2 separate regions of the Homo sapiens genome follow, and region 1 is linked to region 2. A link is an interaction called in ENCODE POLR2A ChIA-PET data of the cell type or tissue named here. Cell type or tissue: PC-9. All regions are shown on one strand. Links, peaks and the distances in the headings refer to the core of each region. The heading gives the core; the rest is flanking DNA.

Region 1 (7,743 bases), core at 926-5,925, 58 kb after region 2:
CAGTCAGAAATAAGGTCTCGTGAGACGTTATCACAAGAACAGCATGGGAAAGATTCACTCCCGTGATTCAGTTACCTCCCGCCGGGTCCCTCCCACAACATGTAGGAATTATGGGAGCTACAATTCAAGATGAGATTTGGGTGGGGACACAGCCAAACCATATTAGGGGATGGGGAAGCTTTTCTATTGTCTTCTGGCCTCTACTGTTTCTGATGAGAAATTACCCATCATTCATAATTTTTCTTTGGCTGCTTTTAATAATTTATTTTTATCTTTGATTTTCAACACTTTGACTGTGATGTACCTGAGGTTGGTTTTCTTTGTATTTATTCTGCTTGGAGTTCACTGAGCTGATGCAATCTGTGACTTGATTTCTTTTATTAGTTTTAGAAAATTCTTGTCTATTATCTCTCCAAAGATTTCTTCTGTCTCACTCTTTCTTTTCCTTATGGGACTTCAATTACAAATATGTTAAACCATTTGCTATCATCCTAAGGATCATAGATGCTCTGTTTTATCCCCCCAACATTTTTCTATTTGTGTTTTAGTTGGATTACAGTCACGTGCTGTATAATGACAGTTTAGCCAACAACAGACCACATATATGATGTTGGCCCCATAAGATTATAATAAAGCTGAAAAATTCCTATCACCTAGTGATGTTGTAGCCATCATAAAGTTGTAGTGCAACACATTTCTCCTGTGTTTGTAGTGATGCTGGTGTAAACAAACCTGTGCTGCCGGTTGTATAAAAGTATAGCACACACAATAATGTATAGTATATAATACTTGATAATGACAAAAAAAGACTATGTTACTGGTTTATGTATTTAGTATACATTTATCATTATTTTAGAATGTACTTCACATATATATAACATTACATTATATATATATGTATAAAGTTGACTGTAAAACAACCTCAAGCAGAAACATAAATAACAAATTTTAAAAATAGAAAAAAGCGGCTGGGCATGGTGGCTCATGCCTGTAATCCCAGCACTTTAGGAGGATAAGGCAGGTGGATCACCTGAGGTCAGGAGTTTGAGACCAGCCTGGCCAACATGGCGAAACCCCATCTCTACTAAAAACACAAAAAATTAGCCAGGCATGGTGGTGCACACCTGTAGACCCAGCTACTCAGGAGGCTGAGGCAGAATCGCTTGACTCTGGGAGGCAAAGGTTGCAATGAGCTGAGATCGTGCCATTGCACTCCAGCCTGAGTGACAGAGTGAGACTCAGTCTCAAAAAAAAAAATAAATAAATAAAAGGAAAAAGCCTAAAGAATAAGGATATACAGAAGGAAATATTTTGTACAGCTGTACAATGTGTGCTTGAAGTTAAGTGTTATTAAAAGAGTCAAAAAGCTAAAAGATGAAAAAGTTTATAAAGTTAATTTAGTTACAGTAAGCTAAGGTTAATTTATTATTGAAGAAAGAAAAATTTTAAAAATAAACAAATTTAGTGGCCAGGCGCAGTGGGTCATGCCTGTAATCCCAGCACTTTGGGAGGCCGAGGTGGGTGGACCACCTGGAGTTGGGAGTTCAAGACCAGCCTGACCAACATGGTGAAGCCCCATCTCTACTAAAACTACAAAATTAGCTGGACATGGTGGCATATGCCTGTAATCCCAGCTACTTGGGAGTCTGAGGTAGGAGAATCGCTTCAACCCAGGAGATGGAGGTTGCGGTGAGCCGAGATTGTGCCACTGTACTCCAGCCTGGGCAACGAGCAAAACTCCATCTCAAAAATAAACAAATAAATAAATAAATAAAATAAATTTAGAGTAGCCGAAGTGTCCACTGTTTATAAAGTCCACAGTAGTGTGCAGTAATGTCCTAGGCCTCCACATTCACTCACCACTTACTCGCCCAGAGCAACTTCCAATCCTGTAAGCTCCATTTATGGTAAGTGCCCTATATAGGTGTACCATATTTTATCTTTTATGGTGTATTTTTATTGTAACTTTCCTATGTTTAGATTTGTTTAGATATATAAATATTTACCATTGGGTTACAATTGCCTGCTGTATTCAGTACAGTAACATGCTGTGCAGGTTTGTAGCCTAGGAGCAATAGGCTATTCCAAGCAACCTAGGTGTGTAGTAGGCTGTGTGGTATGTGTGAATATACTCTATGATGTTCACACAATGACAAAATTGCCTAATGATGCATTTCTCAGAATGTATTCGCATTGTTAAGCAATGCATGACATATTCTTATTGATCTGATTTTAAGTTTACTGTTCATTTCCACTGCTGTGTCCAGTCTACTGTACATCAAATTACTTCTTCATTTCTGATCTTTTTTTTTTTTTTTGAGACAGAGTCTTGCTCTGTAGCCCAGGCTGGAGTGCAGTGGTGCGATCTCGGCTCACTGCAAGCTCCGCCTCCTGGGTTCAGGCCATTCTCCTGCCTCAGCCTCCCGAGTAGCTGCGACTACAGGCGCCTGCCACCACGCCCAGCTAATTTTTTGTATTTTTAGTAGAGACGGGGTTTCACCGTGTTAGCCAGGATGGTCTCAATCTCCTGACCTTGTGATCCGCCCGCCTCAGCCTCCCAAAGTGCTGGGATTACAGGCGTGAGCCACCGTGCCCGGCCTCTGATATTTTTTTTTTCTTTTTTTGAGATGGAATTTCGCTCTTGTCACCCAGGCTGGAGTGCAGTGGCATGATCTTAGCTCACTGCAGCCTCCGCCTCCTGGATTCAAGTTATTGTCCCACCTCAGCCTCCCAAGTAGCTGGGATTACGGGCACCTGCCACCATGCCCGGCTAATTTTTTGTATTTTTAGTAGAGATGGGGTTTCACTCTGTTGGGCAGGCTGGTCTCGAACTCCTGACCTCAGGTGATCTGCCTGCCTCAGCCTCCCAAAGTGTTGGGATTACAGGCGTGAGCCACCATGCCCGGCCTGATATGTTTTTTATTTCTAGTATTTTCAATCTTTTTTTTTTTTTTTGAGATGGAGTCTCGCTCTGTCGCCCAGGCTGAAGTACAGTGGCGCAATCTCAGCTCACTGCAAGCTCAGCCTCCCGGGTTCACGCCGTTCTCCTGCCTCAGCCTCCTGAGTAGCTGGGACTACAGGCGCCCGCCACCACGCCTGGCTAGTTTTTTGTATTTTTAGTAGAGACAGAGTTTCACCATGTTAGACAGGATGGTCTTGATCTCCTGACCTCGTGATCGGCCCGCCTCGGCCTCCCAAAGTGCTAGGATTACAGGCGTGAGCACCGCGCCCGACCTAGTATTTTCATCCTTTAAGTGTCTACTGTTTGTTAAAATTTCTCATTTGTTCATAGAAGATGTTTACCTTTTCACCAGGTCCTTTGTCATATTTGTTAATGTTATTTTAAAGCCCATTTATAATTGCAAAATCTGGACCTACTTGGGGCCAGCTTTTATTGATGATTTCCTCTCTTGATAATAGATTATATTTTCTTGTTTCTTTAGATGCTTTGTAGTTTTAAATTTATGCTGGACATTGCATAAAATGGAAAATAGAGGTTAAAGTAATATTTGCTCCCAACAAAGGACCATCCTACAGGAAGCTGAGTAAGTATAATCTGAAGTTAAAGTGAGCCTGGGGTATTTTGTGTTTTTGGTTTTTTTTTTTTTTTTTGCAGTTTTAGTTAGATTCCGATCACCATGGGCTTCAGATGTTTTGACAGCGGGATCAAGATGTTCTCCTCAGCAAAGCTTAGGATATGACACCTGCAAGAGCACAGAGATCTCCTTATGCTTTTTATCTAGCCACCAGTTTTACAAACCATGGCGATCCCTGTCGTTGGTATTGGAGTGTTACTGCTCCTAGGCCCTCTTTGTGGACAGAGCTACGGAATGTATGTATGTGTTTGTGTCCATATGAATATACATTCATACATGTGTACATATATTTACATTTACCTATTTTTATATCTATCTCTCTATACTGGAAAACATAGCTTTAATAGTTCTAATTCCAATTAAACAGCCCAGGGTTTATTCCAGTTTTCTTCCTCTCCCCTTTCCTAACTCTCTTCTCCAAGAATGATGGTTTTTATTATTATCCTTTGTATTTTTTTATTTGATCAATCCCTGTCTACATAACCAATAGTTGTTACTACCCCCACTTCTGCATAGATGGTCTTGCCACTCTACCTGGGCTCTGACACACCATCCTGGGCTGCCTCCCTGCTGGGATGCCTTGCTCGCCCCATTTCCTCTCTGACTTCTCACCCCGGGCTGCTTAGGTGTGGCCCTGCTCTCCCTGCTCGGGCTCCAGTACCTGACTCCAGGCTACCCTTCTATGGGAACATCTTTATCACTCTGCTTAGACTCCAACGTCTTGTGCCAGGCTGTCCCATAGCATGGGTATCCTCCTCTCCTGCATGGGCCCCAACATCCCATGCCAGTCCACCCTCACACATATGCCCCCATCACCCTGCATTCACTCAAACACTTCACACCATGCTGCCCTTATGTGGGACACCTTCCTCATATTCTGGGGCTCCAGCAGCCTGTGCTGGTCCAATCCCCCCTGTGCATGCCCTCCTTGCCATGCTTGGGCTCCAACTCCTGTGGCTGGCCCATCCCTCCCTTCTTCCTTCTCCCATCCCTCTGTGGATGCTTTCCCAATCTTTCAGGCTTAGACTTGCCATTCTGGGCCGCCATGATTCAGGGACATCCTTCTAATTCTGCATGGGCTTCAATACTCAATATTAGGGCTCTTCTCCTGTGGGGATACCCTCTTCACCCAGTCTGAATTTCGAAACCAATCCCATGCCTGGTTGTATATATGAGACAATATTATAGTGTTAGAGATGAAAGGCAATAATTATATCATTAGATTAGATCCAGTTGAGATGGGTTGAGAGCAGTTATTCACAAAATAATTAATTAACTCCTCTGGAGTGCCTACTATGTGCCAGGACCTGTGCTGACCATTGAGGTGACCATTACCTCTTGGCTGCTACATGCTAATTTGTTAGGATTAGTTGCAAGTCTGGCTTAACCATCCTATCCCTCCTCTAGCCATGACACTAAGATTTAAGGGAAGTCACCCAGTTCCATATTTCTAGTATAATTATCATCCCTGGCCGGGCGCAGTGGCTCACGCCTGTAATCCCAGCACTTTGGGAGGCCAAGGCAGGCAGGTCACAAGGTTGGGAGTTTGAGACTAGCCTGGCCAGCATGGTGAAACCCCATCTCTACTAAAAATACAAAAATTAGCCGGGTGTGGTGGTGCATGCCTGTAATCCCAGCTACTCGGGAGGCTGAGGCAGGAGAATTGCTTGAACCCAGGAGGCAGAGGTTGCAGTGAGCCAAGATTGTGCCACTGCACTCCAGCCTGGGTGACAGAGCGAGACTTTGTCTCAAAAAATAATAATTATTATTATTATCACCCCCAACCTCAAGCCATAATTCTGCCTGCCTCACCACCTTGAACCTCCCCAGAGAACTATTAGCTGTTTAACAATTTTCTCATAGAGACTGTTAGGATTAATCCCATCCTGCCTTATATCCTTTTTTACTTCAGTTACTACCTGAAGTCCAAGCAACCTAGAGAACAGTGTATAATATGCTATCATGGTGCTAAAACGAGTATATTTGGCCAGGCACAGTAGCTCATGCCTATAATCCTAGCTCTTTGGGAGGCCAAGATGGGTGGATCGCTTGATTCTAGGAGTTTGGGACCAGCCTGGGCAACATGGCAAAACCATAGCTCTACAAAAAATACAAAATTTCTCCGGGTACATGGCTCACACCTGTGATCCCAGCACATTGGGAAGGTGAGGCGGGTGGATCACCTGAGGTCCGGGGTTCGAGATCAGCTTGGCCAACATGGTGAAACCCCGTCTCTACTAAAGATACAAAAAATTAGCCGGGCATAGTGGCGGATGCCTGTAATCCCAGCTACTCGGGAGGCTGAGGTAGGGGAAACGCTTGAACCTAGGAAGCGGAGGTTATGGTGAGCCTAGATCATGCCATTGCACTCCAGCCTGGGCAACAAGAGGGAAACTCCGTCTCAAAAACAAACAAACAGAGAAAGAAACAAACAAACAAAAATTAGCCAGGCATGGTGGCATGAGCCTGTGGTTGCAGCTACTCCAGAGGCTGAAGGGGAGGATCACTGGAGCCTGGGAAGTCAAGGCTGCAGTGAGCCATGATCGCACCACTGCATTCCACCCTGTCTCAAAAAAGAAAAAAAAAGGAGTATATTCAAAATATTTGTTTGAATATTCATGAAATATCTCTCAAGAATTACACAAGAACTATGTAACAGGTAACATTGATACCTCCAGGAAGGGAAACCAGGTGTTCAGTGGGCTAAGGAAGGGAAATTGTTGACTTTATATATCCTTATGTAACTTTGAGTTTTGAACAGTGTGAATACATTTACCTATCAAATATATATATATACATATATATAAAATATAAAAGTACTTCATTGACTGAATATGCTCAGTTAACTAGGCACCATGCTAGCGGACTTGGAGTATATAAACAGGTGGTTAATCACAGTCTCTACCCTTAAGAGGATGACCACCTGATGAGAGTGAAAGTTAAGTATGAAAATTACTACAAAGTAATTGATGCAATGATAATTGCTATATCAGAGATGAAAAACCTGGAAGCCACTATCTCACAAGTGGCTTTTTTTTTTTTTTTCGGAGTCTTGCTCTGCTGCCCAGGCTAGAGTGCAGTGGCACGATCTTGGCTCACTACAACGTCTGCCTCCCAGATTCAAGCGATTCTCCTGCCTCAGCCTCCCGAGTAACTGGGACTACAGGTGCCTGCCACCACACCTGGCTAATTTTTGTATTTTTAGTAGAGACGGGGGTTTCACCATATTGGCCAGGCTGGTCTCGTACTCCTGACCTTGTGATCTGCCCACCTCTGCCTCCCAAAGTGCTGGGATTACAGGCATGAGCCACCATGCCCGGCCTACAAATGGCTTATTATTTAGGTATAATGTATGTATTATATAATTATATAATATGACTCATTTCCTAATGGTTTGGGGCATTTCAATTTTTACTGATTTTTTTTTCAGGACATAAGGCTGACATTGGTTTTTTTGCAGGCTCCTCCTCCCCATCCCTTTGCCTCCCATCCTACCCTTTGCCATTTCTTTCTTTCTTTTTTTTTTTTTTGTTTTTTTTTGAGATGGAGTCTCACTCTGTTGCCCAGGCTGGAGTGCAGTGGCATGATCTTGGCTCACTGCAACCTCTGCTTCCCGGGTTCAAGCAATTGTCCTTGCCTCAGCCTCCTGAGTAGCTGGGATTACAGGTGTGCACCACCACACCCAACTACTTTTTTTATACTTTTGGTAGAGATAGGGTTTCACCATGTTGGCCAGGCTGGTCTCAAACTCCTGACCTCAAGTGATCCGCCTGCCTCAGCCTCCCAAAGTGCTGGGATTATAGGCATGAGTCATTGCGCCCGGACCCCTTTGCCATTTCGGATCTGGGAATTATTCAGTTGCTGTGTTTTTGTTTTTGTTTTAATTCAAACAAACAAAAAAAAGGTTAACAGCTTACTGATGTATTATTTACGTAGCATAGAATTTACCCATTTTAATTGTACAGTTTGAAGAGTGTTAACACATTTATGCAGCCGTCACCATAATCCAGTTTTAGAACATTTTCATCACACCAAAAAGTTTCTTCATGCTCATTTGCTTTCTGTCCTTATTGTTTTGCCTTTTCTTGATTTTTTTCTTTTTCCGTTTCTTTTTTTTAGAGATGGAGTCTTGCTGTGTTGACCATGC
Region 2 (7,743 bases), core at 1,638-6,637:
GGGATTACAGGCATGAGCCGCTGTGCCCATCCAATGCTCTTGGCTTTTCTGATTTTTTTTTTTTAGACGGAGTTTTGCTCTTTTCGCCCAGGCTGGAGTACAGTGGCATGACCTCAGCTCACTGCAACCTGTGCCTCTCGGGTTCAGGCGATTCTCCCACCTCAGCATCCTGAGTAGCTGGGATTACAGGCGCCCACCACCATGCCTGGCTAATTTTTGTATTTTTGGTAGAGACAGGGTTTTGCCATGTTGGCCAGGGTGGTTTTGAACTCCTGGCCTCAGGTGATCTGCCCATCTCAGCCTCCCAAAGTTCTGGGATTACAGGTGTGAGCCACTGCGCCTAGCCAATCCTAGCACCTTGGGAGGCCGAGGCAGGTGGGTTGCTTGAGTCCAGGAGTTAGAGACCAGCCTGAGCAACATGGTGAGACCTCATCTGTACAAATAATTTTTAAATGAGCTGAGTGTGGTGTTGCACACCTATAGTCCCAGCTTCTCAGGAGGTTGAGGTGGGAGGATCACTTAAGCCCAGGAGGTCGAGGTTGCAGTGAACCGTGATTGGGCCACTGCACTCCAGCCAGCCTGGGGAACAGAGCAAGAACCTGTCTCAAAAAAAATAAAAACATCTCCTGGCAGTAACAGTCTCATCTAGGATGAGTAATCTTATGCCAGTAGGCTAGTCAATAAGAAAAAAATAAAATATAGCTTTGCAAGTCACTAGTATTTATAATAAACAGTGTGGGTGTGATTTGAAAGTTATAAAACTTTTGCTCTGATCATAAAAACCTATGTATGGGTTTTTATGGTGGCTGGGCACAGTGGCTCACACCTGTAATCCCAGCACTTTGGGAGGCTGAGGTGGGAGGATCAACTGAGGTCAGGAGTTCAAGACTAGCCTGGCCAACATGGTGAAACCCCGTCTCTACTAAAAATACAAAAATTAGCTGGGCATGGTGGCAGGCACCTGTAATCTCAGCTACTCGGGAGACTGAGGCAGGAGAATCGCTTGAACTCAGAAGACAGAGGTTGCAGTGAGCTGAGATCACGCCACTGCACTCCAGCCTAGGCGACAGAGCAAAACTCTGTCTCAAACAAAACAAAACAAAGCCTATTTACAGAATAATATTTTGTGATGCTCCCCCAAATCTCCCAAACATGGCAAAATTCTGGTGAACAAAACACCTGAAGAGGAAGGACATGATTTATAAGAACTTTTTGCTAACTGTAGATGCGCTGGAACTGAAGTTATCAGTAGAGATGACACAGACATGAATGAAGGAATTACTGGTCGAACAGGCCTATCTAGATCTGATTTTAAAACCTCAAAAAATGAAACTTCTTGGGGTCATTCCATTGAAACTACTACTGACCCTGCTTGTCAAATTTCTTCCTGTTGGGGTGTGTACTCAATTGCAGTCTAGTAGCTTATGGACTAAAAGTGTTGGAGGTATGTGGGTGAGTAGATAGGTATGAATAGGAATAAGATGTTGGGTATCATAAACTATTCAAAATCATAATGCTTTGTGGTTGATTTGAATTTAACATTGTCCCCTGAGGTTTTGCATAGCAAACACAGTTATTTAATTTTAATTCTTTCTAACTTCTCTGTAGCATTTGACTTTGCTGAATACCCAATTCTTTTTCTTTTCTTTTTTTTTTTTTTTTTGAGACGGAGTCTCGCTCTGTCACCAGACTGGAGTGCAGTGGTGCGATCTCGGCTCACTGCAACCCCCACTTCCCGGGTTCAAGTGATTCTCCTGCCTCAGCCTCCCAAGTAGCCGGGACTACAGGCTCGTGCCACCACGCCCGGCTAATTTTGTATTTTTGGTAGAGACGGGGTTTCACCGTGTTGTTCAGGATGGTCTCGATCTCTTGACCTTGTGATCCACCTGCCCCGGCCTCCCAAAGTGCTGGGATTACAGGCGTGAGCCACTGCGCCTAGCCAAATACCCAATTCTTAAAGCACCCTTTTTCTTGAATTCTGTGACACCAGCCTTTCTTATTTAGTTTCCTTGACAGCTTTTTTTTCTCCTCCAGTCTTAAGGTTCAAGTTTCCCTGAGCCTCAGACCCAGGCTGCCATTCCCCTGACCTTGTCACACAGCCCTTCACTGAGCATGTTCGTTTCCAGGGTCTCACCCGTCCTGGACTGGATGTTGGTATGGATGAAACCAGCTCCACGGCCGGGCGCGGTGGCTCACGCCTGTAATCCCAGCACTTTGGGAGGCCGAGGCGGGTGGATCACGAGGTCAGGAGATCGAGACCATCCTGGCTAACGGTGAAACCCTGTCTCTACTAAAAATACAAAAAATTAGCCGGGCGTGGTGGCGGGTGTCTGTAGTCCCAGCTACTCAGGAGTCTGAGGCAGGAGAATGGTGTGAACCTGGGAGACGGAGCTGGCAGTGAGCCGAGATCGCACCACTGCACTTTAGCCTGGGTGACAGAGCAAGACTCTGTCTCAAAAAAAAAAAAAAAAAAGAAACCAGCTCTAAAGGATTCTTTGGGGTCAAGTTGAATTTGGTGGGTATTATGTCAAATGAAAACAAATGAAATCATTGTCTGAATGAAAAAGGTTGCAGGAAGAGTGCACCAAAACAAAAGCCCTATCTGCGTTCCTACTATGCCATTCCTCTCATTGAAGTTCTATACCTGACTCCAGCCAGATGCAGTCTTGCTCTAATCTGAATGTCTAAGAGCAATCTGTGTGTCTCTTATGCAGACGTATCACTTGATACATTTTATTAAATATATATGTGCCTACCCCAAGGCTCTTAAGGACAGAAACCACATCACAGATATTGTTAAATCTCCCAGTGTCTCTTCAGCTCCCGCCACAGGAGATGCCCAGTAGCATTTATTGACTGAACAAGCACAGTTTATCCTCATGGATATGCTGGCATTCCTTCTCAGAACATCTGAAGCTAAATTTATCTGTAAAACTGGCCCAGTTTCACAACTCTTCTACTTCTACCAAAGGCAACATCAGTCTACCAGTGGCCTACCCGGAAATATCATCATCTCCAAATCTTCCCCTTTCTTACTTCTCTGATATACTTTTCTTTTCTTTTCTTTTCTTTTTTTTTTTTTTGAGACAGGGTCTCCCTCTCTCACGTGGGCTGGAGTTCAGTGGTGCGACCATGGCTCACTATAGTCTCAACCTCCCACTGTGATCCTCCCACCTCAGCCTCCAGAGTAACTGGGACCATAAGTGCTCACCACCATGCCCGGCTAATTTTTGTATTTTTAGTAGAGACGGGGTTTTGCCATGTTGCCCAGGCTGGTCTCGATCTCCTGAACTCAAGCAATTCGACTGCCTTGGCCTCCCAAAGTGCTGGGATTATAGGCATGAACTAACACTCCTGGCCACTCTAATATATTTTTGCCAAAGTATTTCCTTCCCATTAAATGTCTCTGCCATCCATTTTGATCCAACCCACTGCTATCACAACCATCTAGGCTTTACCTCCTAATACCTGCAATGACCTTCAAGCTGTTTCTTCCTGATTCCAACTTCTTTCTGCTCAGATTCACACCATACTTCAATCCTTGATTCATTTACATAACTCCCAGATTTCTTTATATTCCAATCAAATGGAACATGACCTTATCTAAACCTTGACTCTGAATTTGAGTACACAGCCCAGAGAACTGCTGAGTTCCTGTGGTTTTGGCTGTGACGGATAATACCATGAAGGGCTAACAGGAACTCAATTCTGTGGTTATTTATTCATTCATTTATTTTTATTTATATTTATTATATTTATATTACTTATTTTTATAGTATTATTATATTTATTTATTTATTATTTTTATTATTTATTTTTGAGATGGAGTCTCGTTCTCCCAGGCTGGAGTTCAGTGGCATGATCTCAGCTCACTGTAACCTTTGCCTCCCGAGTTCAAGCAATTTTCCTACCTCAGCCTCCTGAGTAACTGGGATTATAGGCACTTGCCACGATGCCCAGCTAATTTTTGTAATTTTAGTAGAGACAGAGTTTCACCATGTTGGCCAGGCTGGTCTTGAGCACCTGACCTCAGGTGATCCACCTGCCTTGGCCTCCCAAAGTGCTGGGATTACAGTCGTGAGCTACTGCACCTGGTCTAATTCTGTGGTTTTTAATGAGAAAACGATGTTGTAGTCTAGTGACTTTCAAAACAGGCTGAGTCAGGAAGAAAAGGTCCCAGGGTGGTGGTGCAGGGAAGCCTCGAGAGGGGAGGAATGGGGAAAGCAGAGAGAGACAAACAGGAGTCGGCAGGTCACGTCATCACTAGGTGAATTTCCTCCATGAAATTGAAGGCCTAGTGCTTCTGACTGACTTGGAGAGAGGACTTGGACCACCACACACCACCAAGGCAAACTGGCTGTACGACCTTTAATGATGGGAAACAAGAGCAGAGAAAAGGCAGTTGCATATTGAACCTGATATCTTCCCTCCAAACGCTCTTCAACATGTGCAGTTGTCATAGAAACCCAAGCCCGGCCCTAGGCTGGCCCCAACTCCCTTGTTAATGCTGTAGGGTTTGTAACTGAATCAAAAATGTATGGTGGTGACAATGAACTTCCTGACCTTAGAAGAGCTTTCCTCACCAGACTGACCTCCTTTATGATGTTATCTTAAGAGGGGAAGACTTCAGAGTTATCTGGGGCACCATGTTCCATCTCCCCAGCATGGCCAGTTCTAAAAGCTTTCTAATCAAGTTGGTAATCCACACTGACCTCTCAGAAGAGGACAGGCTGGAAACGGTGGCTCACACTTGTAATCCCAACACTTTGGGAAGCCAGAGGGGAGGATCACTTGAGCCTAGGAGTTTGAGACCAGCCTGGGAAACATAGCAAGACAAAAATAGACTCTACAAGACCTACAGAAAAATAGAAAAAAAGCCAGGTGTGGTGGTGTGCACCTGTGGTTCCAGATACTTGGGAGGCTGAGGTGAGAGGATTGCTTCAGCCCAGGATGTCTTGGCTGCAGTGAGCTGTGATTGTGCCACTGCACTCCAGCCTGGGCAACAGAGGAAGACCCTGTCTCAAAAATAAATAAATAAAAAGAAGAGGATTGGACTAGAAGACACCATTTCCTGTGGTGTGAAGGAGCTATTAAGGGAGACATTTTTTGTTTGGTGATTTACAGTTAGACCTTGTCCTCACATTCAAGTTGGACCTTGTCCTCACATCCCTGCTTCATACGTAGAAAGTTGTTGGGTCTCTTCTCTTTCCCAAGAATGAGCAATCTTGGCCTAAGGTAATAACCTGTCTCTAGAAGCTCAAGTTAGTGTCCTACTTCTTTTATACACAAACATGTGATCTTTCCACATCACAACTGTGGCCTCATCTTTCCTTTTCTTCATCCCTTCCCAATACACACCCACAGACACACAGATATTCATTTATTCAACAAAAGATTTATTGAGCACTCACTCAATACCTATATGCTAGGTATTTTTCTAGGCACCTAGCATAGAGTAGTCAAATATCTCTGCCATGAGGGAGTTCGTATCTATTGATGGTAGAGAATGCAGACAAAAAAAAAAAATGAAGAAGCAAATATCAGCCAAGCATGATGGCTCATACCTGTAATCCCAGCACTTTGGGAGGCAGAGGTGGAAGGATTTCTTGAGGCCAGGAGTTCGAGACCAGCCTGGGCAACATAGTGAGACCACATCTCTTAAAAAAAAAAAAAAAAAAAAGAGAAGCAGCAGAAGAAAAAGTAGATATCTAGTTTGTGAGATGGTATATATATTTTTCCTATAACTTCTGTAAAAAATTACCAAAATTTTAGTGGCTTAAAACAACACAAATAATTTATTATCTCACAGTCAGAAGTCTGATGCAATTGTAGCTCAATGGGCTAAAATCCAGCAGTCGGCAGGGCTATCCTTTTTCCTAGAGGCGATAAGGGAGAGCGTGTTTTCTTGCCTTTTCCACCTTCTAGAGGCTCCTGCATTCCCTGGCTTGTGGCCCCTTCCTCCATCTTCAAAGCCTGCAATGATGGGTTGAGTCTTCTCACATTGCATCGCTCTGACATCTTCTTTTGCCTTTTCTTCCACTTTTCAAGACCCTTTTGACTACATTGGGCCCATTCAGACAATACAAAATAATCTCCTTATTTTAAGGTCAGATGATTAGCAACCTTAACTCTATCTGCAACCTAATTCCCCATTGCCATGTAAGATAACATGTTCACGCATTCCAGGGATTAGGATATGTGCATCCTTGGGGGCCATTGTTATTGTTTCCCACATGTTGATAAGTGCCATGGAGAAAAACAAAGCAGGGACAAGGGAGAGGGAGTGCTGGGGGGGAGAGGGGCTGGAAGTCCTTAATGACAAGGGATGTTTGAGTGAAGAGCTGAAGTTGGTGTTGGAGAGAGCCACGAGGGTATCTGAGTGTTCCAGGCAGAGGAAACGGAGAGTGCAAAGGCTCTGAGGCAGAAGCATGACCGCTATGTTATTTTGGTGTTTTTTTTTTTTTTTTTTTTTAGATAGAGTCTCACTCTCTGTCGCCCAGGCTGGAGTGCAGTGGCACCATCTTGGCTCACTGTAACCTCCAGCTCCTGGGTTCAAGCAATTCTCCTGCCTCAGCCTTCTGAGTAGCTATGATTATAGGTCCACGCCACCAGGCCTGGCTAATTTTTTGTATTTTTAGTAGAAACGGGGTTTCACCATGTTAACCAGGCTGGTCTCAAACTCCTGACCTCAGGTGATCCACCCACCTCCCAAAGTGCTGGGATTATAGGCATGAGCCACTGTGCCCAGCCATTTTTTGTATTTTTAGTAGAGATGGAGTTTTGCCATGTTGGCCAGGCTGGTCTTGAAGTCCTGGCCCCAACTCTTGGCCTCAACTCCTGGCCTCAAGTGATCCACTTGCCTCAGCCTCCCAAAATGCTAGGATTATAGGCGTGAGCCACCACGCCCAGCTGACTTATGTTTTCAAAGGACCCCTTTCTGCTATGTTGAGAATTGACTGTTGAGAGGTAAGAATCAAGGCAAGAAGACTAGTTAGGAGGCTACTGCCATGACCCAGGTCAGAAATGTTGGTAGCTGAGAGTGGAGAAAAGTAGTCAGATTCCAGATGTATGATGAAAGTAGACCTGCAGGACTTGTTGACAGATTGGGTGTGGGAGGTGTAAGAGAGGAGTCCTGGCTTGAGTAATTTAGAAGGATGACATGGCTATTTCCTGATGTGGGGAAGACTGTGGGAGAAACACGCTGGGGAGGAGTGGAGTCAGGAGTTGAGTTTTAGAGGTATTAAGTTTGAGATTCCTGACATATACCTGTAGGCAGCTGAATATATGAGTCTGGAACCCAAGGAAGGACTTAGAAGGGAGATATCAATTGGAGAATCCTGAGCAAGTAGGTGGTATTAAAAATCATGAGACTGGATGTGGCCACTAAGAGATGAGTGAAAGTAGGGAATATAGAGAATAGGTCCGAGGATTCAGCCCTGGGTACTCTGACATTTAGGGTGGGGAGTGGGTGGGAATGAGGAAGTACTAGCTAGGAAGACTGAGAAGGAGTGGCCAGCAAGACAGGAGAAAAACCAGGAGTCTCCAGTGTATTGAAACCCACGTCGGCTGGGCGCGGTGGCTCATGCCTGTAATTCTAGCACTTTGGGAGGCCGAGGCGGGTGGATCACTAGGTCAAGAGATTGAGACCTTGGGAGGCCAAGGCAGGCGGATCACAAGGTCAGGAGTTCAAGAGCAGACCGGCCAAGATAGCGAAACCCCATCTCTATTAAAAATACAAAAATT

The links. ChIA-PET counts read pairs that join two places held together with the same protein. Peaks named below come from ENCODE experiments on the same cell type or tissue, not always from the same donor. Only the 100,000 strongest peaks of a DNase experiment are listed, where the experiment ranks them.
Region 1: POLR2A ChIA-PET joins it to region 2 with 5 read pairs; 5 of 35 experiments call an interaction of 5 or more read pairs at or near these places.

The regions. Positions count from the first base shown.
Region 1 is chr12:12,851,728-12,859,470 of GRCh38, forward strand. It overlaps the pseudogene RPS6P1. Among named protein-coding and RNA genes, the nearest start is that of GPRC5A, 36 kb to the right of the region's middle. In PC-9, for the core only: no CTCF peak of the experiment used is centred there; no DNase peak of the experiment used is centred there.
Region 2 is chr12:12,793,483-12,801,225 of GRCh38, forward strand. No RefSeq gene overlaps it. Among named protein-coding and RNA genes, the nearest start is that of APOLD1, 12 kb to the left of the region's middle. In PC-9, for the core only: no CTCF peak of the experiment used is centred there; no DNase peak of the experiment used is centred there; H3K27ac peaks cover 4,013 bases.